4 separate regions of the Mus musculus genome follow, and regions 1, 2 and 3 are each linked to region 4. The links are chromatin loops, found by intact Hi-C in ENCODE. Cell type or tissue: heart. All regions are shown on one strand. Each heading gives the region's core, and the rest is flanking DNA. Links, peaks and the distances in the headings are about the cores only.

What was found. A loop is a pair of places that touch in the nucleus more often than their neighbours do. Peaks named below come from ENCODE experiments on the same cell type or tissue, not always from the same donor. Only the 100,000 strongest peaks of a DNase experiment are listed, where the experiment ranks them.
Region 1: a loop joins it to region 4, with 2.2 times the contacts of the local background. A loop is called at or near these places in 4 of 42 quality-filtered maps.
Region 2: it touches region 4 in a loop (7-fold over the local background); 11 of 42 quality-filtered maps call a loop at or near these places.
Region 3: it touches region 4 in a loop (5-fold over the local background); 7 of 42 quality-filtered maps call a loop at or near these places.

Annotation. Positions count from the first base shown.
Region 1 is chr14:25,223,793-25,229,851 of GRCm38, reverse strand. No RefSeq gene overlaps it. Among named protein-coding and RNA genes, the nearest start is that of Gm32379, 15 kb to the right of the region's middle. In heart, for the core only: no CTCF peak of the experiment used is centred there; DNase peaks (open chromatin) are centred at 951, 2,451, 3,131, 3,461 and 1 weaker place; H3K4me3 peaks cover 1,144 bases; H3K27ac peaks cover 3,231 bases.
Region 2 is chr14:25,302,951-25,309,009 of GRCm38, reverse strand. The region is part of intron 2 of Zmiz1os1 (a long non-coding RNA gene); the gene reads left to right. LOC115486423 (a long non-coding RNA gene) reads left to right here. Exons shown (of 2, transcript XR_001781198.1): 1 at 1-1,598; 2 at 2,621-5,389. Among named protein-coding and RNA genes, the nearest start is that of Gm41113, 73 kb to the left of the region's middle. In heart, for the core only: a CTCF peak has its summit at 4,394; DNase peaks (open chromatin) are centred at 759 and 4,349; H3K4me3 peaks cover 564 bases; H3K27ac peaks cover 3,897 bases.
Region 3 is chr14:25,113,372-25,119,430 of GRCm38, reverse strand. No RefSeq gene overlaps it. Among named protein-coding and RNA genes, the nearest start is that of Gm32123, 7.1 kb to the right of the region's middle. In heart, for the core only: no CTCF peak of the experiment used is centred there; a DNase peak (open chromatin) is centred at 2,820; H3K27ac peaks cover 874 bases.
Region 4 is chr14:25,375,441-25,381,499 of GRCm38, reverse strand. The region is part of intron 1 of Zmiz1os1 (a long non-coding RNA gene); the gene reads left to right. Gm41113 (a long non-coding RNA gene) reads right to left here and starts at 2,223. Exons shown (of 2, transcript XR_874439.2): 1 at 2,030-2,223. In heart, for the core only: a CTCF peak has its summit at 3,455; DNase peaks (open chromatin) are centred at 2,389, 2,959, 3,469 and 4,209; H3K4me3 peaks cover 2,238 bases; H3K27ac peaks cover 3,887 bases.

The DNA.
Region 1 (6,059 bases), core at 662-5,661, 150 kb after region 4:
CTGGCGTTTTATAAGCAGTGAGTACCCATATTTACTCATGCTTTCGCTCAGCATTGCTGGGCTGCAGGCGGCAGACACTAACACTGGTTAACTTCAGCAAAAAGGAATTTATTGGCAGGATGTCGAGAGCTTGGAGAAGTGACAGGAACCTAGAGAAGCAGACTCTGGGAAGGCAGAAGCCTGGGCCTTTCTGATCACCTAGCTCAGGAGCTGTGACCATCACATACAGAAGGGAACATCTGGTCTTCATGCTGCTGAGGTTGAGACGGTGACCTCCAGCTTAGTCTCTGGATTCAGTGTCTTTCTTTTTTTTTTTTTTTCCCATTCTTCTTGCTTGTCTGTCAACCGAGGATTCCTCTTTTCTAGGCTTGTTGAATTCCCTGCCTTAAAGTGAGGGAAGTGGTGAAGTCATGCTTCCACTGTGGACGGAACTGTCGATCCTAGCATCCTTTGTAGGACTCTGTAACACAAGGTCTGTACATCCTTTGAGGAAGGGCACAGACATATATGTATCAGCGGGTCAGTTACATGTCACCTGGGAAAACGAGTAGCAGGCAGTGTTGTAGAACACTGTCAAGGCTCTTCTTGGAGATGGCAGGACGCTAAGGCAGCAGCAGCAGCAGCAGCAGCAATGACCAGTTGGAAGAAGATCCGTGCTGTGTGCTCAGCATGGGAAGCAAGGTGGCATCCTGCATGTAGTGACCACATGGATTGGTGTCCTGAGGACTATTCGGCTAAGAGCCCAGCTGTGCCCTGGCTGTCTTGCCGCTGCCCATCTGCCAGTCTATCCACCAGGCCTGTGATCTTCCTCACCTTCTATGGAATAAATCCCTGGCTGCTTCAAACTGACCAAGCAGGAGTCTGTCGCTGGCAACCCAGAAGCTTGGCTGACACTCTGAATGACTCTCAGCAGATGTGTGTTCCCAGAAGAGAGGTCGAGGCACGTTCCTGCTCCCCCTGGGATCTAGGAGCCTGGAGTTGGACCTTTGGCTTTCATAATGGGAGGCAGAAGCCTAGAATTCCCCTCCACCAAGACCACACACAGCGGGGAAGAGGCAAATTCCAGAAGGAACACAGGCTACTGTTAAATGAGGAGTGTGGGAGCACAGTTAGCAAAACAGGACACATGTGCGCTAACCAGTCTCTTTTATCCAAGTAAATAGAGTGTGCATCTTATGCGCAGGAAATGGATCTCTCTCTTCCTTCAAGTACACCACACGCACACTGCAAGCCGGATGCGTGCAGACACGGTAAAGCCTGCGGGATACAGCACTGACTGCCCTCCAGACTCCCTGGAGTAAAGGCACCAAGGATGGCTCCAGAGAAAAGGCAGGATGAGTTAGGCCTTGGAGGAGGACTGCGGGGTGGGACAAAGAGAGCAGGGGACGGAGCCACAAAAGCTTAACATGGTCTCAGCATCACACAGGGCCACAAGCACAGGCTCAGAGGAGAAGTAGGGGCACAGTGGGGCAGTGTCTGTGGGAAGATGAAAGTTTGGGGAGAGAGACTGAGGGTCAGACTGGGGTTTGGAAATATGAGCTTGAACATACTATAGCAATGGGTCAGGGGACATGTTCCTTCAGGAAAGTTAGGCCAGTCTCTGAGAAAGTTGTGTGGAAGGTGAGCAGCATGAGCAGTGGCTGGAGACTGACACAGTGCCAGAGAGAGGAAGCCGGGGCTGCAGGTTGGAAGCCTCGCCTATGGATGGCCTGGAGCCCCAATTAAGAATCTGCTGGAAGAAGCGCATGTGTCCAATATTGGGGCCTTTGGTGTGGAGGAGCTGGGAACCACTAGCAGTCAAACTCTGCTGCTGTTCCCAGCTCTGCCCAGCTTGCTAGCTGTCTGCATTTTCCTTTGCTTTCAGCCACGGTGACTTCCAACAGTGCTCTGCAGAATCTCCAGGACTTCCCAGAAGAGGCCCGTCAGAGTCTGCCTTACATGTAAAAGTTCTGCTTCAGATGTTTGTCATCTAAGAGATCCTGCCGTTAAAGTCCATGCCAGAAAAAAAAAATCAATGGATAAGCTTTCCAAGTTCCCATGTGGCTCTCTTACCACCCTGGGTGACTAACATGGCCTGGTTTGCCACACACAAGTTTCATTTTATCTAACCCCATGTTAAGATGACCACACCCAGATAAGCTAGAGGGTCGGTACCCTCAGTTTTAACATTCTGCTCTTAAAAGACAGGCTACCGTCTGGAGAGGTCACGGGGGGGGGGGGGGCGCGGCAGGCTGAACACTGGGGCTAGTGGCCTCTGCTGCCGTGGAAGTGGCAAGAGCCTCCTGAAGGAGTTGGGCAGGAGACCCCTAAGGCAACTGGGACAGCTACATGAGGCATGGGAGTCTCTGGAGCATAAGAGATTAGTTGATGCAGTCTGGATTGCTAGGACTGCTTCCCTGGGACTGGAGCCACTGGTCTGGTGTCAGGATCCAGAGAACCCTAATATCGTCTGCCTAACCCCACAGCAGCACATCCTCACGGATAGGCACAAGGCCAGAGATGTTCAAGGATAAGTCAGTGGCTCCACAGAGCATGTGCGGTTCAGGCTCCCTGCCCCACCAGACTTGCTCATCTCATCCGTGGAACTCCAGCTCCAGCTGTAGCCTCCCTCCTGGAGGTCAAGGATGGCACAAGGAAGGAGTGGCTTAGACACTAGCTGCTTCCCACTGGTCAGGGCTGCTACAGTGCTTCCTCTTGAAAAGAGGCTGGGAAATGGTGTGTTTCAGCTGAGTGGAACCAAATCAAGAGAGAGAGAGAGAGAGAGAGAGAGAGAGAGAGAGAGAGAGAGAGAGAGAGAGAGAGAGCACTCTTGTTTGGATAATTCGCGGAGTCCTCAGGAGGTTCTTAGAGGATTCTAAATACACTGGCCATCCAATCTCCCTATCACAGGAGCTTATGTCTCAGAGTCCCCTGGGTCCCAAGTGCCATAGATGCCAGGCTTGGCATGATCCACACTGCTGGGGTGCCACCAACAGGCTGCCGGAAACCCCATTTCTTTTCTCTTCCCAACAAAGCCAGATGGCAGGCAGTGTGACTCCATCTCCGGCAAAGTCCAGGGGACTTTGTCCCCTCCCTGCTTGGAAGGCTGTGCCCCCCTCCTGATGCACTTCCTGTGGCCCACAGCCCAGCCTCTCTGTGAGTGAGATCCGCCCTTCCCCCTCCCGCGCAAGCCCAGAGCGAGTCAGCCCATCTGGTTCTATTTCACTTCGTGTTACTCATCAGGATGTGTTTGCCAGGAGTTATTTGATGTTCAGGAAGAATTCTGAAGCTTTTGAAAAGAGGTAAATAAAATCCTTTATCCCCCAAAGAGTCGTGAAATTGTGTTTTGCTCAGGAGGTGGCAGGCAGCCATGTGAGGTCTGGAGGCCCCTGCCTAGCCAGGCACAGGGGCTGGAGTTTCAGGATTTGTTCTTCTGTCAGTCAGTCTGCATCTCCACTCCTCCAAGCCCTTCCTGATGCTCTCTGGGGATGCCCGAATTTGGGAACAGATGAGGGCTGCCTGTGGGGACAGCCCAGCCTGTCTCTTGCTCTTCAGCCAAGAAAGCTTTTAGGGAGCTCGCTCCTTCTGGTCCTCAGCCCTGTCACTCCACAGCCGTGCATATGAGCTCCAGGGGAGGGACCAGAGGGAGCCGTGTTCCCTGCCACAGAACAACCTGTGAGGGTGACTGACAGAGGGCCTGGGTTGGGGGAGCTCACCCCATCTGCTAGGGTCTGGATATCACAAAGCAAGGGAGCTGACATTCCTCCAAGCTCTTGTGAATGGCAACAGACATCATAGATGCTAGGAGACCCAGAAGGGCAGGCTCTGCCCCTGAGACTGTCCTACAGAGGAAGGTCCCACCCCCTTTAGCATCCATTTCTCCCAGAGTCCATGCAGCCTCCTATTTCTGCCCAGAGAAGTTTCAGTGCAATGTTGAAGTTATCCCTGACAAGGGCTGGATCCTCAGGTCTCCTTAATCCAAGGTGGACCCCTCTCTACCTTTCTGGGGGCCCTTAACCGTCCTGTTGAGAAGAGACCAATATTTGTATGATTGGTTGCTGCTTGGTCAGAATCTGAGGGTTTACTTCCACCCAAAACATCCCTATTCTATGCAATGCCCCCCACATAAGCAGCCAGGCAGAGGAGTGTGGGCTCACCCCTGTACCTCTTGATCTGTCCTCCCTATTTACAGGGATGCCAGAGGGCTCCTCCACAGCCCGGGGCAGTGTCATCTCAAATCCTACAGTACGTGAGGCTTCCCACCCACTGCATCCCTCGTGACAGCTTACAACCCTGACTATTAAACATTGATCACTCAAATTTAACATCCTATCTTCCCTTTGATATCTTCAACTGCTCTCTGCATAAGACAACAAGCCTCTTTCTGCAGCTCCGTATGAGGGAGACTTCAAAGACTTCTTCCAGGTCCCTCAGCACTGCAGTTCTGGGATTCTGCCAGCGAGACTGTCAGGAGGAAGGTTTAAGGCATCCTCTGCTGGCAGCATCTTTGGGACTCAGGCCTGTGGGGAAAGCTCCATGCATTAAGTCCTGGATTCTGGAGTGATCTGTGCATCATTGGGAAGTCAGTCAATGGCATGATAATTCTTTTCTAGAAGTATCTGTGGATCATGGCAAAGGATTTAATTCAGAGGCAGAGGCATTGGGCTTATATCTTTGAGGAGCCAGGCCTGTGTCCCTGAACTGTCCCCTGTCCAACTCTGGGTCCTCAGGAAAGTTCTGGATTCCTATCTGTTAAATGGATATGATCATTCTTAGCTCTCAGCAAAGTCCTTGAGCAGAGGGTGTGGGTACCTGGCCCATCACAAGATGCCATTCTGCTCTCTCTTGGTCCCACACGGGGTGGGCACATTCCTGGACAAGAAGCGTCAGTGACAGAGTGTGATAGGAAACATTGAACTCCTGAGAGCCAGACACTTGAGAGTCATAGCTGGCAGCCTGATCACCCGTCATTATCATCCTGTCCCTCACACGATCGGCAGGGGGCTTGTACTTTATTGTACCTATGTTAATTAGCATAGCTACCGTCTATGAAACACATCCCATGGGTCAAGGCCGAACAAAGTGATTGACCAGTGTCACCTCACATCAGCTCTAGGAGTACCTCAAAGGTAGCCTTCCTCATGGGACCTATTTCTGCATGAGCGTCTTCCTGGATAACAGACTCTACCTCGTGTTAATGGCCGTGTGGGGCTTGAAGTCAGGTCAGTGGGGCTGAAGTTCCAGCTCTTGTCTCTGTTTTCTAACTGTAGTGACATACTCCCAAAGGCACATGGTGTGTGTCTCAGTGCCCTTGGGGTTTGCAGTGGAAGATGTCATGGTACGGAGAGATGGAACAGAGAGTGAAAAAGACCTGTCTGTTCAATTTTGCACACCGTTTCTTTTTTGAGTAGCCATCTCAAAAAAACTGTTAACATTGTAAAACACCAGTTACAAGGTCATGGCTCCAGATTCCTTAGACTTCAAGAATAGACTGTGATGTTCCTGATCTCTAGAACTCTGTGGCCTCTAGCCCTCTGAGCTGCTGGGGTTGCTAGGAAAGGGACTGCTATCCCTTTGTGGGGTGTCCCCCCTGGGAGATGCTACTTGCAATGGATGATCTCTGAGTTTGGGGGAGCACTAGAATCTCCATTCTGTTCCTGAAGCATCCCCAGTGGACCCCAGAAGCTTGACTCACTGGCTCCACTGCCTCCTACTGGGGTCACACAGACTGCATCTGCCCCTTTGTCAGAGATTTTAGAGTAGTGTTTTTGCCCAGGGGTTCCAAGGTCAAATGGCTCCAGCTCCTCCCTTCAAAGCTTCCCTTGGTGTTTGTCTCCGCAGCTTCTAACTTTGCAGGACAGAGTGGGAAATGGAGACTGGGAGGAAAGAAAGGTGGTGTCATATACCTGCCGGAGAGCTGCTGGGGCTAAGGCTAAGGCATAGTACCTGGTTGCAGGAGGGAAGGGATGGATAGCCAGGAAGATGAGTGACAGCAGTTCTCCCCCAGAAGCCCTTCCCATCCCCCCATGGAGAACTCAGCATGGCAAAGCCCTTGGAGGGTACCCCACCTTGATCAGAAG
Region 2 (6,059 bases), core at 267-5,266, 72 kb after region 4:
TCCCTTCATGTTTTGCTATTCCTCCTGGTGTCGTGTGGATGTCCTCGGATTTCTAGATTGGAAGTTCTTTCCTTCTTTATTTTGGTTAACAAGAACAGCAAATAACACACTTTGCAAGGACAGCTACCTCCTTTGGTCTGCTGAGTGGCTCAGCTTCATGGACCCTGTTTCTAGGAAGATTATAGCAGGTCTCTCAGCTGGCACAAGAACAGACCAGAGAGACACTGACCCACACCAATATGCTCAGGAAGTAAGTTATTTGTCCAAAGTTACACATTCATAAACCAAGATGTCAGGCTGGGTCTACCAGCATGGGGAGTCCAAGCTGTGTGTCTGTCTTATTTCTCACTCGGGATGGATGTACAGGGTGGATAGAGGTCGTGAGTCCCATGGGAGGCAAGCTTGAGTGGGCGATGAGATTTGTAGAACTTAGGGGAGTTAACTGGCTCCCCGCATGGGGGCTTGGAGGCATCGCTGATACCACAAGGTTGCTGGCAGGGTATTCATGGGCCATGGTCTTTGTCCCCTGAACAGTGTCCAGGAGGGAGAATGTGTGAGTGACAGGTGGAGCTGCTGAGCTCAGGTGCAGTTTAGGGGTAGTAGAGGTTCCTGTGGAACACTCCTCCCAAGAGCCCCCAGCAGGGTGGCTCAGGCTCAGTGACATTGCCTCCCCAGTGATCTTGGAGTATAGACTCTTTCAGGACATCCTGAGACTGGCTGTGCTCCAGGTCTAGAACAAAGGGCCCAGGGTGCTCTGGAGCAGGAGGCTTCGGGTGGAGAGGTAGACAGCTCAGCACAGCTAAGAGGCTGCTGTCCTCACAGGGACCTAGGGCCCCGTGCCAGCCAACAGGGTCAGACATGACTTCCTAAAGATGTGGGTACTGCCTTTCTGGTATATCTGGGGACTGTGGTGTTTCCCCTCTGGGCTGAGGTCGACAGGTTTGGAAAATATGGGTCCAAAGAACCCAAAGAAGTTTAGGGCTGGGGCTACCCACTGCAGGTAGGAGTCTGTGGAGGAAGCAGCTCTGGCACCAGCAGAGGAAGGAGCCCTTACTATACTCCTGGGAAGATGGCCCTGTAGCAGAGTGATCTAGGCAGGGTCTCTTAGACATCCCAGCCTCTGCATTTCCACCCCATGCACAGCCAGGGGCCCAGTCATAATTCCATGCTTCCCGCTCTTTCCCCTGCCTTGTTCACAGAGTGCCCATCCAAGGCAACTGTGAAAGTGAGCCCTCAGCTGCATGGGGAAAGAGAGGGATATAGATAGCCTGTGAAAGAGAGAAAGATGGGGGGGGGGGAGGTGGGCACCACACTCAGGGAGGGAGCCACTGTCACTCAGACACAGCTGGATCAAGAGGCAGAGAAGTAAAAGTGGAGACAAGAGAAAGGCTGAGGTAGGAGCAGGTCCTGAGAGAGGAACTGGGTAGAAGGAAACAGCTATGTGTGGACAGAAGAGAGGGAAGGGCCAAGAAAGAGAGGCAGGGAACCCCACATAGATACACAGAGGACCAATAAGGACAAAGGTCACCTATGGCTCAGGGCCATAAACTGGGGCCAGGAAGAGGTGCAGGACAAGTGGGAGACAGCACAAAGGGCAGGTGAGAAGAGGCGGTGAGGAAGGAGGAAATGTGGGGAGGTGAGCACCATGTGGGAATGAGAAACTGTGTGTGTAGATCAGAGAAGGGAAGGGCAGGGCTGGCACTGAGCTCTGTCCGTGGAGGACTGGGGCCAGCAGCAGCCACTGGTCTGAGATCCCTCTGGTTGGCTATGCATTGCCTAAGGAGCCAGCTGCCCCAGGCTGCCTCCTACAGAGTCTGGAGGTTCCAGTCCTCAGTCTGTTATGGTTGCTGTGGCCACACCTGATTGTGCTCTCCTGAAGAGCCAAGATTTGGGGCACTGGTGGGTCCTGTGCAGAGTGAAAGCTGAGAGCAGGTCAGTGACCCCCGAGAGCCAGCCCCATGTAAGGAACTGGACTTCACACCCCAAGACAATGAAATCATTGTTCTGTGGGCCCCAAAGTTCCAGACAGGGTTGCCTTCATTTTAAAGAGGAGACTATAGCCTAATGAAGAGTCCCGACCACAGTGCAGTGTCTGGTGTGCGGCAAAGGCCAGAGAGGCCTGGGTGGGATGGACAGAGCCTTCCTTTCCAGTGGAATTCCCCTCCCATCATGGAGGTGACAGAATCTGAGGACAGGCTTGTCTCACATTCCAGATGTGGCCCCCAGCAACACCTCTGGCTGGGAGGCAAATGTCAGCTTCCCTGTGGGTTCTGGGGAAGAAGGGGGTCTAGTCCTACATTTGTTAGCAGAGTATAGAGTCACATCAGCCCCAGTCGTGCGGTAAGGCAGTGTCTTCTACAGCTGAGACAGAAAGGTTGGTGTTTGGCTTGAGAGCATCGGGACAAAGGCCTCCTTCACGGGTCTGTTAGAATAAGAAGGGGTGCCTTTTCTGAGCTGAAGTTGCTTGAACTCTACTGAAGGGCGTTTAGATTTCCCACGGGGGAAGCCATGATGCTGAGACCTCTGGATATTCACTGCTACTTCCTCCATTCCTCTGCTTCCATCCTTCTAACTCCCTTCCCCCAACCCACTCTCACATTGTTCTCCTGTTCTGGGCCAGGTCAGCACGGCAAGACTGCTATCAAGGAGACATGTGTAGTTCCGGGTCTTGGGGCTCATTATCGACTGCAGCAGTTGCTGTGGCTGCTGGACCATCAGGATCTGTGGATGTGTTTAGACAGATGGAGGAATTACAGATGGGCTCAGGAGCTGTACGCGGGATACTGGAGGTTGGTGCTTTCTCCCTGGAGGCTGAGATTTGCAACTCTAGGCTAGATTTGTAAACTGTCAAATCTCAAGGCATTTGAACTCTGCTCTGAGGGGGCAGTGTGAAGTTATAAGCCGTGATGGTCATGATCACAGCTGCCTGTGCTTTAAGAGGTAGGGGATTGAGCAGGAAGGGAACACAGAGATGGTAAGAGACACTGGAAGGGGATAGGATAATGTTAAAATGGATGATGGTGATGTTTGCTGACCCTGATGGTACCGATGAGGTGATGATAAAGGCAATGGCAGTAGTTGAGGGAGTGTGCTGGTGAAGATGGTGATGGTGGTGGTGTTGACAGCAATGGCAATGACAAAGTGATGATGTTGACCGTGATATTTGTGTGTTTGTGGTGATGGTATCGACGGTGTTGATGATGATTATGGTGATGGTAGTAGTCTTGGTGGTGGTAATGGTGATGGGTCATGGTGGTAATGTTTGTAATATTGGTGGCGATGTTTATGGTCTTGGTGGTGACAATGATGATAGTGGCTTTTTTTTTTTAAGTTGGCAGTGATGCTGATGATTATGGTGATGATAGTGGTGGTTGTGGTGCTGCTGTTGATGGTGGTGACAGCGATGGTGAAGGCTGTGGTTGTGGTAATGTTGGCAGTAGTGAATCCTGACCAGGAGAGAATCTAGAAGGTGCAGAAGAGCTGATGTAATGGTATTTGATGACAGGAGCCATTTGCATTAGGGGAGGTGTGAGGTGATGGCTTTGGATGTTCTTATAGCCTATCGGATATCTAGGTGGTGTCCAGTGGACAGTGAGTACTGGGATCTGGAATTTAGCCAGACAAAGATGAGAGCGGTAGAGAATACACCTGCTTTGGGCATGAGATGCCCGAGAGAGGGCACAGAGGGACAGAACCAGAGCCAGGGTCTCTGTGGCTTCCTGATGTTCAGAAGGGTTTCCGAGTCTCCAGGCTTCCTAGGCTCTGCCCAGGGGCTGGAATCCAGGCTTCTCTGCTTGCCTCTCACCAGTGTCACACTCAGTGTTTTTATTCCTCGCCAGGTTCTCAGGAGGATGACATTTGAAAAGGGAGCTCTGTGCTAAAAAAAAAAAAAATCTCTTTCTAACCCAGGTGAAGGAATTGCCATCCTGTGGGGTTAAGAGAAGGGCCTGGGTGACCCCTTGTGACAGCTGGTCCAGGCTGGAATCAATCTGGAGCTCTGCAAAGGGATCGTGGTGTGTGGAGCAGCCTGCGAATAGGGATCTCTTTATAAGGAGGCTCCCTTCTCCCTTAACAAGCCCAGCGAGTCTGCAGTGGGTCTGGTGGAGGGGGTTGCAGCAGAGACGGTGGCAGGGCTTGAGGAGGTGCCTGATTACAAGTCCTCTAAAACCTGGGCTATGGCTCCAGCCAGATGTCGTCCCAGTGAGCACGTGGCCCTGCTGTGGCCCCAGTTTGGCTGCCGATGACTGCCTGGCCTTTCCTGCCCTCTCCTGCCACAGGCCCTCACACCAGGCCGGAATGTCCTCAGGAAGCGGCATCTCGCTCTGCAGAGGGAGCTTTGCTTCTGGACTCCTGGCTGCAGCTCCAGCCAGGATGTTTTGCAATGAGCCTGGGGAAGCGTCCATTCCGGGAAGATCAGGGAGTGGACGGTGCTTGCCAGCAGGGGTCTGGGTGAGAGGGCAGCCACTGCCTGCTGGGCTGGGGTGGGACAGCCCATTCCTCAGGCCCTGTGGGACCTTGGCCTCTAAGCTGTTTATCTGTCTGTCTGCCTGTCCATCTGGATTAGAGGGGCTGGCTTGCTCACTTCAGTTCCCCAAAGGGCTCCCAACTGCAGGGCAGCTTGAGCCTTCTTTCGCTTTATTTCATCTTGGAATGTTTTTGAATATGACTCAAAAGCGATTACAAATTGAAAAGGTACGCCTGCTTCCAGCCACACTGCCCCTGCCCAGGATCCTGGGCCCCAGGAGTAAACTCCCTCAAGTCCCTTTTGTAGTTTGTTGTCTAGTGTTCTGTTTGCAAACAGAAGTGGCTGCTCCTACCCCAGAGGAATCATGCTATGTGCGATGCTTAGGGCTTTGTTCTCCAAAGGGCCACATGACTGTCTGCACAGGACTCCAGCAGGGGTCATCAAGCGCCATGTGGATCCCTCACATAGGACTGTCTGTATTTGCTTTGGAGGAACATGCTGGAGGTGCAAGGCTCTCTACTTTCTTAAGAGCCAGTCCCTTCTCTGGTCTAACCTGTTCCTCCTACTTTCTCATGTAGCCACATTGACAGGAGAAGACCCCGAGGAAGCATGCCCAAGGGAAAACTGTAAATGACAAAGCCGAGGACTTCAATTCAGGTGGACTGGGATTCGACTCTTTCCTCTTTGTCTGTTGTACTGTTGGGAACTTTAGACCTATGGAGTCTTCTATTTTTAGGAGCCAGACCTTCGAAAATTGGAGAGGGCCAGCCAGTATGTCAAGATCTCACGGCTGCCCTTCCCTCTTGTCCTGACACCTGAGCTCTCCTGTGTGTGAAGGATTTCCGCATGCCCAGAAGACAGCTTCAAGCTTCCAGAGCCAGGCACACTTATAGAAGAAAGGAATAAAACCATTTTACAGATGTGTATGCCGAGGCAGCTGAAAGCAATTGCTGACTTGGGTCATGGTTTAAGTCAGGGTGGGTTCTGGGCCCCTGGCCCTCACATGTCCCTACCCAGCATCCTCTTTACCTGCTCTTCCCCCATAGTGTCACTTTGTGCTTTGTCCCTGAAGGCTTTTACCTGTCTTCTCCACTTTTCTCAGCCTTGTTTACCTGACGGTTCCTTTCCTTGGTCTTCACTGGCTAAGGTCAGCCTCTGGTGTGTATGTATGTGTGTGTGTGTGTGCACATGTGTGTGTGCATGTGTGTATGTATGTAAGTGGGTGTGTATGTGTGAGTGTGTGTGTACATGTGTGAGTGTGTTATATGTGCGAGTGTATGTGTATGTGTGGGTATGTATATGTGAGTGTGTGTATGCATTCTGTGAGTGTATATGTAAGTGTGAGTATGTGTAAATGATTATGTGTGTATATATGGGTGGGTATGTATATGTGTGAGTATGTATACGTATGTGACTTTATATGTGTGTGTATGTGTGAATGAGTGTGTGTATGTGTGTGTGTTAACTGAAGCATGATCTTGGTGGTATATTATCCATGTTCCTTCAGAGTTATGTGTCTAGAATTCCACATGCCCTGTTAGGCTATCAATTCTTTTGAGGAAAAAAGTTGATAAATGGCCTTCGGTGACCCTCA
Region 3 (6,059 bases), core at 543-5,542, 260 kb after region 4:
ACCTGATGAGGGCCAACATGGCTAGACTTGGCCTTGTCTGTAGGCCTGTGGGATGCTTGTAAGACCAGCAGGAATGTTTGACCATGTGACCACTGTAAGGAAAAATAGCAGCTAGTCTCACAGTCTTCATCCTCTGTCATCCACCGGCTTCTCATAAGGAAGTGTGGAAAGTGTCCATACCCAGGCCCACCTCAGAGCCATGAAGTTAAACCCAAGGTGCAGTGGTGTGGAGAAAGCATGATATAAGCCAGCCATGCAAACATGAGATTGCATCAGAAGTCTGTGGTGAATGTGGAAGGGCCAAACACGGACGACCCAGCCCTGCAGTTCCTAAGTCTGATGGGTCATGTGTGGACACAGAAAGGGGCATCCCTCACAGAAACCCTGCAGTCCCTGCTCAAGAGACTCCATTTCAGGAGCCATCAACTTCAATGACAGGGATATTTAGAGAGTACATAGAAGAGCCTCAGTAGGAGACATGGCCATGGACTTGGCCTGAGACTCAGATCCCCTGACTCCCTACCTGCTCCCTGTGGTCTCTGGCCAATCACCACTCCACATGAGTCCCAGTCTTTGGTGAGCATCCTCTCCAGCTCAGAGAGTAGCTGGGAAGGCACATTGTTGGAGTCAGGCTTGGCTTGGAGTCTAGTTGTACTGCTTGACTGCTGTGTGGGCCCAGCCAAGGCCTTCATCGGCATCATGGAGAATAAGGCTAATGAATCATGGCTGGTTATGGGGTTTAAACATATGCTAACACTCTTTGTAAGCTCCAAAACCATGAATTATTTGCTGTGTAAATTGAAACTTAAGTCCAGGATAAAGGATGCCTGGGAACAATCCCCCAAGAGAAGCAGCCACATGTCCATCTCTTCTGTCCATACCAGGATTTCCTGAAAGCCACCCTACGGCAAACAAGCCCTTGTGTGTGCAAAGCTGAAAGATGATCTGAAATCCCAAGATGGATGCTAGTGGGTGGTCCAAAGGAGAGGATCTAATCACCCTCCCTAGCATTCATACTAAGGGAAGCAGGTTGAATGACTGCCTTTCTGAGAAAGCTCGACATTCAGTCAGCACTCCATATATCAGGGGGAAATATGATTGATGGAAGGGGAGAATGTAGGGCAGTGCATTAGTTTGCTTCTGATGCTGTGATAAAACACCACAATCAAAGGCAACTTGAGGAGGAAAAGGTTTGTTTCATGTCCAATGCTATGAGCCATCATTGAGGGAAACTAGGACAGGGACTCAAGCAGGGCAGGCACCTGGAGGCAGGAACTGGAGCAGAGACTATGGAGGAACTCTGCTTATTGAATGGATCTCTGTGGCCTGTTCATCCTGTTTTCTTGTACACTCCAGGACTCCCTGCCTAAGGGTAGCGCCGCCCATAGTGGGCTTAGCCATCCCACATCAACCATTCATCAAGAAAATGGCCCACAGACTTGCCTACAGGCCAATCTGATGGAGGCATTTTCTCAACTGAAGTTCCTTATTCCCAGATGACCCTAGCTGTGTCAAGTTGCAAAATAAATAAATAAATAAATAAATAAATAAATAAATAAATAAATTAAATTTAAAAAAATCTAATCAGCATAGTCAGGAATAGAAAGTCTTCCCAGGACAGACCACTTCTCTATGCTTCAGCTGCCCCTTGCCATCTCTGTCACAGCTCTCAGCCAAGATGGTGACAGTGAGATCAGCTTCCTGTCACAAAACCCACAGGCACATTGAAGACAGCTCTTTACTGTGGTAGTTGTCACTTGGTTCCTGTCCTTGTACCTGATCTGTGACTGATGGGCATGCAAGCTGAAGGAATGCTTGAATGAGGGAGACATCAAACTGAGAGGCAGAGATCTTCCTGCAGAGCTCGGCTAACTCTCAGCCACGACCTGGCCACTAGACTGGGGGGCAAGCAGAAGGCCAAGGGGAAGCAGTTTGATGAGGAAACCAAGAAGAAGTTTGGAAAACCAAACCATTGAGTAACACAATAGAAGATGAATTGCCAGGGGAGGGGGTATGGGCAGGAGAAGGAACAGTTTAAAGCAACCACCTCATGAGTTGACAGGTTTGGAATTAGTAACAACCTCAAAGGAGAGAGATGAAAAGGAAGAAAAAGGTTTTGAAGGAGTTTGGATAACTCGGTGAGGAAGAGTTCAGTGGCTCACATTGCAGGGAGATCTTCAGTCAGGTCTCAGAGGAGAGAGAGAGGAGAGGGGAATTGGGTGTGTGTGTTTGTGTCTACGGAGAGTTTCTGCCAGAAATGCCTCAACACTGCCACCCCTATCAGAAGGGGAAAGGGTCAGCCCACCCACACTCCTGTTTGTCTTACTCTGCCTGTCAGAAACCAACAGCCACATAGATAAAGCTCTCAGATCTGAAGCAGAAAGAGGGAGACAGTTTGTTCTGGGCCTTGAGTGATTAAGTCTCGGAGCAAACTGGCTCATTTTGCTTTCCTTCAATTTCTCACCTTGAAAGCCTCACAATAACGATTAAGAACTGTTCAGGAATAGTTACTCTCTCACCAGGGCATGAGAAGCAGAGGGCATCAGTCCCCATGTTCTAAGGGTCTGATTCAAACAAGAGCAGCCATACAAACTGGCCAGGAGCTCTGGTCAAACGAGACACACTGGGGAAGCTGCTGGACAGTCAATGGCCTGTTGTGGCTTAGGACTCCTTTGTAGACAGAGAAAGTTCTGTACAGGACAAAAGAGGGACTTCTGTTTGGACAAAGTGGTCAATAAGACCTCTAGCACCCATGGGATAACTCCATGATGGCTTGAGTTGGGGTGTGTGTAACACACTTCAAAAAGCGGCCTCTACTGGTGACATGGGGTACTGCAGCCCAGCTTGAGTAGCTGGTGTAATACAATCAGAACAGGCTTGTTAAGGAGGGCGTCCTATGGTATCAACATGCTGTCGTGGAAGTACTTGATTGCATATGAAGAGAAAATTCAAATTCTAAAGGACCATCCTAGAGCAATTCTAGTGATGTATATGCTGAAGCCTACAGGGTTCCAGAAAGGTGGTAACCCATACGTAGTATACAACTACCACGCCCTCCTGGTTACACAAAGTGTAAGCAGAACCCTTATTCTACAAAGTATCTGTGATAAACTGCTATGAGATGTGCGTCTGCCTTGGCAGTATAACTGAAGGGAAAATAAGTTTCTTGATGTATTATCACATGATCACCTGTGTGATAGTCACATTGTAGGTCTCTTGTGGGAGTCACAGTGTACAGAGTAGGTCCCAAGGGAAGCAAGACTTGCCTGTGGAGTTGGATTAAACTTTTCGATCAGAGTGAAGCATGCAGCATAAGCCTGCAGTTTGAGTACTCAGTGGACAGAGGCAGGTGGATCTCCCCATGAATTTGAGGACAGCCTGGTCTACAGAGAGGTACTCAGTCTCAAAACATTTTCTTTTTCAGTCAGAAAGATGAGTCCGGGAATGCACAGAAATGATGCATCAGGACCAGGAGGGTCTGAAAGCCATTCCTTTAAACTGCATTCCTCAGTTCAGATGGTAAACTGAGATCACAGATGAGTGATTCTTTCAGTGGCCCTTAGCAAGAGGAAAAACTAGTCACATACAGGATTCCAGCCCAGGGCCTTCTTAGGAAGATTGCTAGCTCCCTATTTTCTACAGTTGTACCATCTAAGGATCTCTCTTGCAACTCCTTTAAGAGGTTATTTTATGATGGAAATGGCGTAAATTCTTTACTGCACTGTCTTGAAGACTATAGCATCTGCCTCGCCCCGAGAAGAGATCCTCACTCTCCTTTTGCAAGTATGGTTGGGGTCAAAACATCGCGTCTTTAGAATCATATGAATCCAGGTGACAGCGTCCATGTGACAAGTGGAAGACCAAGCTCACGAGAGTAGGGAAGTCACTCTGGGACCCTTTGAGCATCCTCTAGCAGGAGCACTCTTGTGCCCAGCTTCAGTGCCCTTCAGGAGACGATTAGAGTCATCTCAAGGAAGGCTGAATTGGGGGCACCAAGCCTCCGTGGACTCAAGAGCATCTTCACTCCAGCATCCCTTATGCGCCTCATAATGGATCCTTTCTTTAAACATTACACCCCTCAATTAGCTCATAATTGCTGTCCATGCCCTATGAATTATGCATTGTGTGAGGCAAATACAGGTTCCCAGGCACTGGACAAATCGCAAGCTGTTGAAGAAGCTGGGGTAATTACCAAAACAATCCTGGGACCCTGGGGAAGGGAATGCATTTCTTGCCTCTCCTCCCTGCCTTCTTCCACGCATGACTGGGGTTCGTCCCCCCACCCCACCCCGGGCTTCAGTCAGTAGTGTCTGGGTTCAGAGCCTGTACCCTGTGCCCAGGAAGATGTTGACGCTCACTCTGTTTCAGTGCCCTTACTACTTACAGCCTCGCCAGCCCTTTGCATCCTTAGCTTGAAGCATTTGCTCCCTCTTGAGTTTGTGTGTTTCATAGGGCTGGGTTTTGGGTAAGGATCACCTTTGTGGCAAAACAGAGATGGTGGCTTGTTCAGCAAGTGACAAATGTCATGGCAGTGGATGGCTTAAAGCTATTTTTTTCTTTTTTTGAAAAGGGACAAAGAGGCCACTTGGGAAGCACTCGCGTTAATTACAAGGGAATTTACATTTATTGAAACTTCTCAAACCCTCTAACAGAGGGTTAAGATATGTATTCAAAAAGCAATAAAATAGCAGTCCTTCCCTTATGCTCAGCCACCCATGCTGGTTCTCCACCATCTACCCTTGCATGCAAGTTGTCTTGAGTCATTTGGTTAATGCTATACATAAACACATGTGTGCACTCATGGCAATCTTATATTGAGCAGAGGGTAACTGTCTTTCTATGGATCCCCCCCATTCTTCCTAGATATTCATTTGAAGAATAACCAATCACTACAATTATCTTTCTATCCAGACAGCTTGAATAAGGTATCTTTAGATTTTTGCATTCAAATCTTTTTCTATAAAACAACTTAGTTCTTACAAGTTTATTCAGCTTAAAGGAATGAAGGCTTATTCTAGATTCTATGCATTTTGATCTCTGTGTGTCTGTCAGTCTCTTCCTCCCCCTCCCTCCCTCCCCCTCCCTCCCTCCCTCCCTCCCTCCCTCCCTTCAGCATTGCCCCCCAAGGTCTAATACATGCTAGGTAAGGACTCTAGCACTGAGCTATATCCTTTTTATTAATTTTGAAACAGTTTTAATAATTTGCCCAGGCTGGCCTTGAACTCACTCCCTAGCTCAGGCTGCTCTTGAACTTGTGACTCCTCAGACCTTCAAGTCCCTCTGACTTTCTTACACATCTTTCATGGAATTCATACTGAGCCGACTGCTATGCCAGGCTTTTAATATTTCTGCCATTCATCTAGTTATTCTTTAAATGTTTATTTAGAGCTATTATGTGCCATTGCGCTGGGCCAGAAACTGGAGTTGCCAAAGTCGTGGTCCTTGCTTTTAAGTAGCTCATGATCTTTCAAAGAAGACAGAAGGCCATCGAATCCTGAGCTGATGACCTGAACTCAGGGCTCAGTATGGCAAACAAAAGGCCAAGGACTGAGCTTAAACCTTAGCATCTCCACTTCCGGAACTTCATAATCTTTGTGGATCTCAGTTTCTTTATCTGTAAAATGGGAGGAAGTAGGAATACAAGTGGGCAACGTTATGAACATTCTCTTCACAAAATTTTAGAATCCATTTGTACTTTTTAAAAGTCAGTCATGCATTGGTTTGAAATTTTACTAAGATACAAATTCCAACCAAGTGGGCACCAGTATGAACACTGCTACTTTCTTCACGGAACAAAAGATAAAACTGAGCTAATTACTTTTGATATCAAAAGGTCAATTATTTGTAGGTTCCAAATCCTCCCCCCTGTGGTCATCTCTTTGGCAGGAAACATGACTAAGCCTGTGGGAGTGGAAAGAGGAGGATGGGCTGGGCTTATCTAGTGGCTTGGAGTCAGCTGGGGAGCTGAGGTCAGGCAATGGGAGGAAGGATCAAATTTAAATGAAGAGAAAGGTTGAAGTTGCTAGCAAAGGAGCTGGACTTCAGAGAGGGCCCAGGCG
Region 4 (6,059 bases), core at 365-5,364:
GGGATGAGCTGGAGTCCAGGCCAGTTTCTCCTGGCTGAGCCCAGCAGGAGATATGGGAGGAGGTTGGAGCAAGCTTCAGATCATGGCTGATCTCATCTGTGCTAAGTCACGGGTTGTGTACCAGGAAGAATACCAGGAGAAAGTAGCAGTGCCAGCACGTGGAAGTCAGAAGGTATGATCCAGCTGAGCTCAGCGTCTAACAGAGGTGTGGGACAAGACAGGGGTGGATACCATAACCCCTGAAGGAGACAAAATGGTCTTGCAGAGGAAGATCAGCCTTCTGTAACCTTCACCTTTGGAGGAGAGAAGAGGAAAGCTCTACAAGAGATTAGGGATGACTGGGGAGGCAGGGGTAGGGGCCCAGGCACAAAGAATAATGCATCCATCCTGGCAGCCCCAGAAGGACAGAGAATAAGAAAAAGTAACTGCATGCCCGCATAGATACATGGTAGATAGAGCCATGGAGGGCATTGGGTGGGAAAGCTCAGTGGTTAAGCGTGGGGAGAGAGGGAAGACGCTCTGTGATTCAGGATGAGACAGATGTCAGGATGGCTGTGGTCAAAGGGGTTTCCTTTAGCCAGTATTTCTGAAGAACAACAGTGTGTGTCGAGAGGCAATAGGGCACAGAAGAAGGACTTCACGATTTTGATGGAGTTGAGTGTCTCCAGGATGGACAGTCCCGAGGTAATAGGAGGCAGAGAACTCATAGGGAGATAGGAAAGAGGCAGTCATTGGACACTGTGCCAGCCTGCAGCCCCCATGTTGACACAGCCCTGAATCACTGTTCAGGCTAGTCTGGGCCTATGGCTGGGAGGGATGTGGTTGTGTGGTTTGCAAAAATGAGTGATGAGTGAAGAGAAAATGGTGTAGTGAGGATTCTGGGGTGCAGGAGAGTGTTCCTCAGATAACCATACTACTGGGACAGTTGGAAGATGAGACCAAAGAGCAAATGGTTGAAGTTGAAATGGGAGACGCAGGTGTGAAGGGGTAGCCTGGTCCAAGGTGGGCCATAGACAAAAGGTGGACATTAGGGAAGAAAGTCTCTGGAGATGGGAGCTAATGGTCTAGAGACTCCATTTATCAGGTGGGCCATGTGGATGCTAAAACCCAGCAGGTGACATCAGGTTTTGAGCAAAGGACAGTGAGTTGGGGCTATGGTCAGGGAAAGGAGTGGTACTGGGAAAGTGGAGTGCCTTATAGAAATGTGACAGGTGACACTGGGCTTGAGGGGAACCCCCATCCTGTGGAACTAATAGTATCATGGTCCAGAAACCCATCCAGGATGTTAAAGAGGCATGGGATTAATTGGGAGGCCCACAGGACAGAGGGTGTGTCCTCAGAGGAAGCAGGGATCTAGAAGGGTCAGTGGGAGATAAGGAAGGGAGGATCGGTCAGGTCTAGAGGGACGAAGAACAATGAGGAGGTGACCAGAGGAAGGCACAGGAGTGGCAAGCGTGGCCAGGTCCCAGGAGCAGTTACCCACATGCACAAAGGTAGGAGGAATGGTCAACAGGGGAAACCTGCTCATTCATCCACCCATCCACCCATTCATCTATCCATCCCCCATCCATCCATCCATCCATCCATCCATCCATCCATCCATCCATCCATCCATCCTTCCGTCTGTCCATCCATCCACTCACCCACCCACCCACTCATCCATCCATCCATCCATCCATCTACCCACCCACCCACTCATCCATCCATCCACCCACCCACTCATCCACCTATCCATCCATCCATCCATCCATCCATCCATCCATCCATCCATCCACTCATCCACCCATCCATCCATCCATCCATCCATGGCTCAAGGAATCTCCATGCCACAAACGTGGTTTTTGTGTGTGTAGGATCCATTCGTTCATTCCTGAACGAATCAGCATCCTTCCCTCATGAAGCTTGCATTCTTGATGGCATGTAAGGGGTGGGGGGCAGGAAAACAAAATGCCAAGCATGATAAGAAGGGCACTCGATGGGTGATGAGGCTGGGGCAAAAATAAAAGGCAGAGGAGGTGAAAGATCTCACCTGGATGGAGCCCCTCAGGTAGTTGTCGCCGTCCTCATGTCCTGAGGTCTCAGTCTAGGGCTTAGAAGTGTTGGTGACCTGCTGGGCTGCCTCCCCGACCCCGTGGACTGTTTGACTCTAGGCCCAACTTCCTTATGTATATATGGGATATAAAAGAACCTGTCTTATAGAGGCTCAGCACCTAGCAGGCGCTGTGCTCTGCACCATCTTAGCATCATCTTTATCCAAGGACAATTAGGAAAGGGTCGGGAGAAGACCTTGGGACCAGTAGCCCCCACCTCTGTCTGCCCAAGCCTCTTCTCTGCTGACCCAGCTGTGGAGGAAGGAGCTAGGTCCCCCACGGTGCCGTGCAGGCCCATGCCTCTGCTGGAGGCATGTGACATATTGTGGCCTGATGTGGTCTGTTTTTCCCCTCCTGGTGCAAGACATGACTCAGAGGGCCGTGCTGGGGGAATGCTTCCTCTGGCATGCCCACCTCATCGCCCCTGCTTTCTTTTGAATCGTTGAATCAGACTTTATATCTGGCTCTGCCATTCACTGGCCTTATTTATGCAGAAAAAAAACGGCCCCACAGTTCCAACTTGCTCAACAGCCCGAAAGACTTAGCTTTGGCCCCGAGGAGGGAAGGAGGGTGGGTGGGTTCCCAAACGAGGGGAAAAAGAAAGAAAAAGAAAGAGCCATCAACAATCAAAACAATGTCCTCCGCCCTGTCTAATCTGGGTAGCTTTCAGGGTTGGGGTAACGCGTTTCCACAGTGGATCCCCCCCTTCACCCCCTCCCAGGCTGTTTTCACAGGAAGCGAATCCTGGGGCGTTTTCAACGTGCCCCTCCAGGCAGAACAATGAGGCCCTTGAAGCCTGGGATCCTCGCTTCCTCCTGTTATCCCGGAGCAGGCGAGGGAGTCTGCGCGCGGAGGGGACCCCGGGACCTACGCAGGGCCAGCGGTGGGGGAGGGCCTGGCCTGCAGGGTGTCGCCGAGCCGCCCCGGGGAAGCCCGGCAGCCAAATCACAGGTTGGGATCCGCCGGTGATGCCGAGGTACCCGGTCTTTAACCGGTTCCCCGATGATGGGCGGGAAGGGGAGGAGGAGACGAAGATCCAATTACGGCTGCTCCGGCCGGGTCGCCCGGAGGTGGCGGCGGGATAGGGGACAGAGAGCCTCGGGCAGGCGGGCCTGGGATGCCTGGGCCGCTGCTCCCGCCGGGCCTCAGCTGCCTCATTGTTTATTGTGGAGCCGGCCTCTCCCCTTCCCGTCCTCTCCCGCCCGCCCGCCCGCCAGCTCCTGTCCTCCCTCCTTCTAGAAGAAAGAAGAGCCAGTCTGTGGAGGCGAATGAGTCATGAATAAACAAACAGCGTAGGGGGGAGCTGTCACTCCGAACTGACTTCCTGGCTGCGCTAGGCTAGGCGACCTCCTGGTGGGGCCCAGAAGTCAGCCAGGCTGCGGCTGCGCAGAGCGCATCGCACAACCCGGATTTGTCTCCCTTCCACCCCAATCCCGGGTGGGGTGCCCAGGACCTTGATTCTCAGGCTTGTTCTTAGCCACAGTCATCACAAACATTTTTGCCTTAGTGTGAGTGGGACATGGTGTCCTTGTCTGGTGGAGAAAGCCAGGTTGTAAACGCTCTGCCCTGACATTTGACAAAAGCGGTGCAATCAGTCAACTCCGGGTTGGGTTTATGCTGCTAGTATAGTGTAGAACTCCTGCTCAGAGGGCGGGGCGGGGGGTGGGGGCGGGTGAGAGCGAGAGAGTGGGGGGAGGCATGGAGGGAGGGTTGGTTCATGCACACAGTGCAGAGGGATACAGGGATGTGTGTTACGAATACTGGAACATAAGGAAGTGCACATATGGAAACAGAAGTGCATTTGTGTGGGGGTCTGGTGTGTGTGTGTGTGTGTGTGTGTGTGTGTGTGTGTGTGTGTGTACTGGATGACCATTTCTTAACTCCGAATCCATTTGCTTATCATGTCTCTACTTTGTCTTTCCCCTTTTTCCTTATGTGTTCCTGTGGGTCATTTGGGGCTATCTCTCCCCATTTAGTGAGACCTCAGGGCCCCAGCAGACTGCTAGGACCTGGCTAGGCTGACTTCAGTGTCCAGCCAGTTGTGGTCCCATGCAGGCTGGTGGTGCTGATTGGTCCCTGAGGGCTCTGATAGGGCCTTGTGGGTCAGCCCCGCTGTGGCCTGTGGCTGTGAGAATGGAATCTCACTTTCTACCTGTGGGAGCCCTCCCCTCCCCCCATGACCCCGGGGAGGGCAGGACCTTGGCCAGTCCAGCTCTTCTGGGAGCTGTGACCACATGAGGTCACCAGCAGGAAGGGGCAGGACTAAGTCTTTTTCCCCCAAATCTCTGGCAACCACCCATGCTTACCTGGGTCATGGTACTATGGCTGGGCCCGGAGGAAGAAGGATGTGAACACTGAGACTGAGACAAGGAAAGAGGACTCAAGATTCTTGGCTGGGTCCAGAACCTTCAACCTTGGGCCCTGCTCTCTCTCTCTCCAGGGTGACCCCAGCTCCCAAAACTCCCTAGCTTGGGCTTAGAGCTTCCATGTAGAGAGAGACTCTAAAACTGAAGCCAAGTGTGGGCTAGCTTCCTTCTTCTGAGATCTCTACCTATCACAGAGTCATCACTAGTTCCTTCTTGCAGGGGTCAACACTCTGATATTGGTTGGTAGCCTTCACCGTGTCCTGGACAAAGAAGGTGGTGGCAGGGGAATCCAGGCCTTACCCCAGGGACTCTCCCATCCAGTAGTTGATAGACAATTTGGAAGACTAGGAGCTACACAGGTTGGGGTGCAGGTAGATTCACAGCCTGACTCTTTTATCTGCCAACTCTGTGACCTACAACAAATCATTTGACCTATCTGAATCTGCCTTTAAAATACACACGATTCTCTCCTCCATAGGTGGGCTGCAGGAGAGAGAGTGCCTGTAGCCAACAACCTAAGTTTGGCTCAGGGCGTGGTTTTACTCTCTACTCCCGTCTTGATCTGGGCTGTGATCATCAAGGGTCTAGAATTTTCCATCTTGTTTATCTTCTGGCCCAGAGAGAGGCCAGGACCTGTAGACTATCTCTGGTAATTGAGGATTCAGAAGCAGTCCACACTGTAGGTAGGGGCTTTGTGGGAACGTTGGCACTAAGGTAGCTATAATAGCCTGGGCTTAAAGCCTCTTAATAGAACATTCCTGTGGAGAGTTATCTCCACCTCCTCAAGTCGTTCCATGGCTGTTCTTGGGCTGGTTTCAACCTATAAGAAAAGTTTCTTTAGTCGTTATGGGATTAAAAACAAACTCAAAAATGCCGCCAATACTTAGGTGCAAAAATATCATATAGAGAGAGATGTGGTCTTTCCGTATTTAGATGCGCTGACTGATAGTCCCTTTCCTTCTCTGTCTTCCTGCTTCTTTGTGCCTCTCTCTTCCTTTTAGGAAGGATCTTGAGATGTAGCTAAGGCCAGCCTTGAACTCCAGATACTCCTACCTCAGTCCTCACAAGGCTGGGCTTACAGGCCGGCTAGTGGCTTACAGTGAATGTAGGTAGACTGGAGTTGAGCCACAGGGTCCCTTCGGGAAGATGCATGCTCTTCAGTTTGCCATAGTCTCTGCTCTTCTCTAAATTGATCAGGCAGGAGACTTGCCTGGAGCCCTGGAGGTGAAAGCGTCTTAAATCTCTCACTGCTGCACCCACCCGGAGCTTCAGTGAGAATTGCCTGAGGGGTTCTGGCAAGCTTTAGGTGGTGCTGTTGCCTCTGGAGGTTCAGGGACTCATGTGAAGAACCACTTGGCCATTTGAAGGTGCAGAGGGTTGGTCAGCATGCTTGGCCCATTGTGTTTATGTGGACTAGAGAAATAGTTCTTGGTGCCTATAACTCTAACAAAAGTAAACAAAGTAAAAAGGATAGAAAAGTGGGGCTATGACTGAATGGTAGAGCACCTGATTAGCATACACAAGGTTCAAACCTAGGCTTTATGACTGTGCACACACACACACACACACACACACACACACACACACACCACTAAATCAGTAA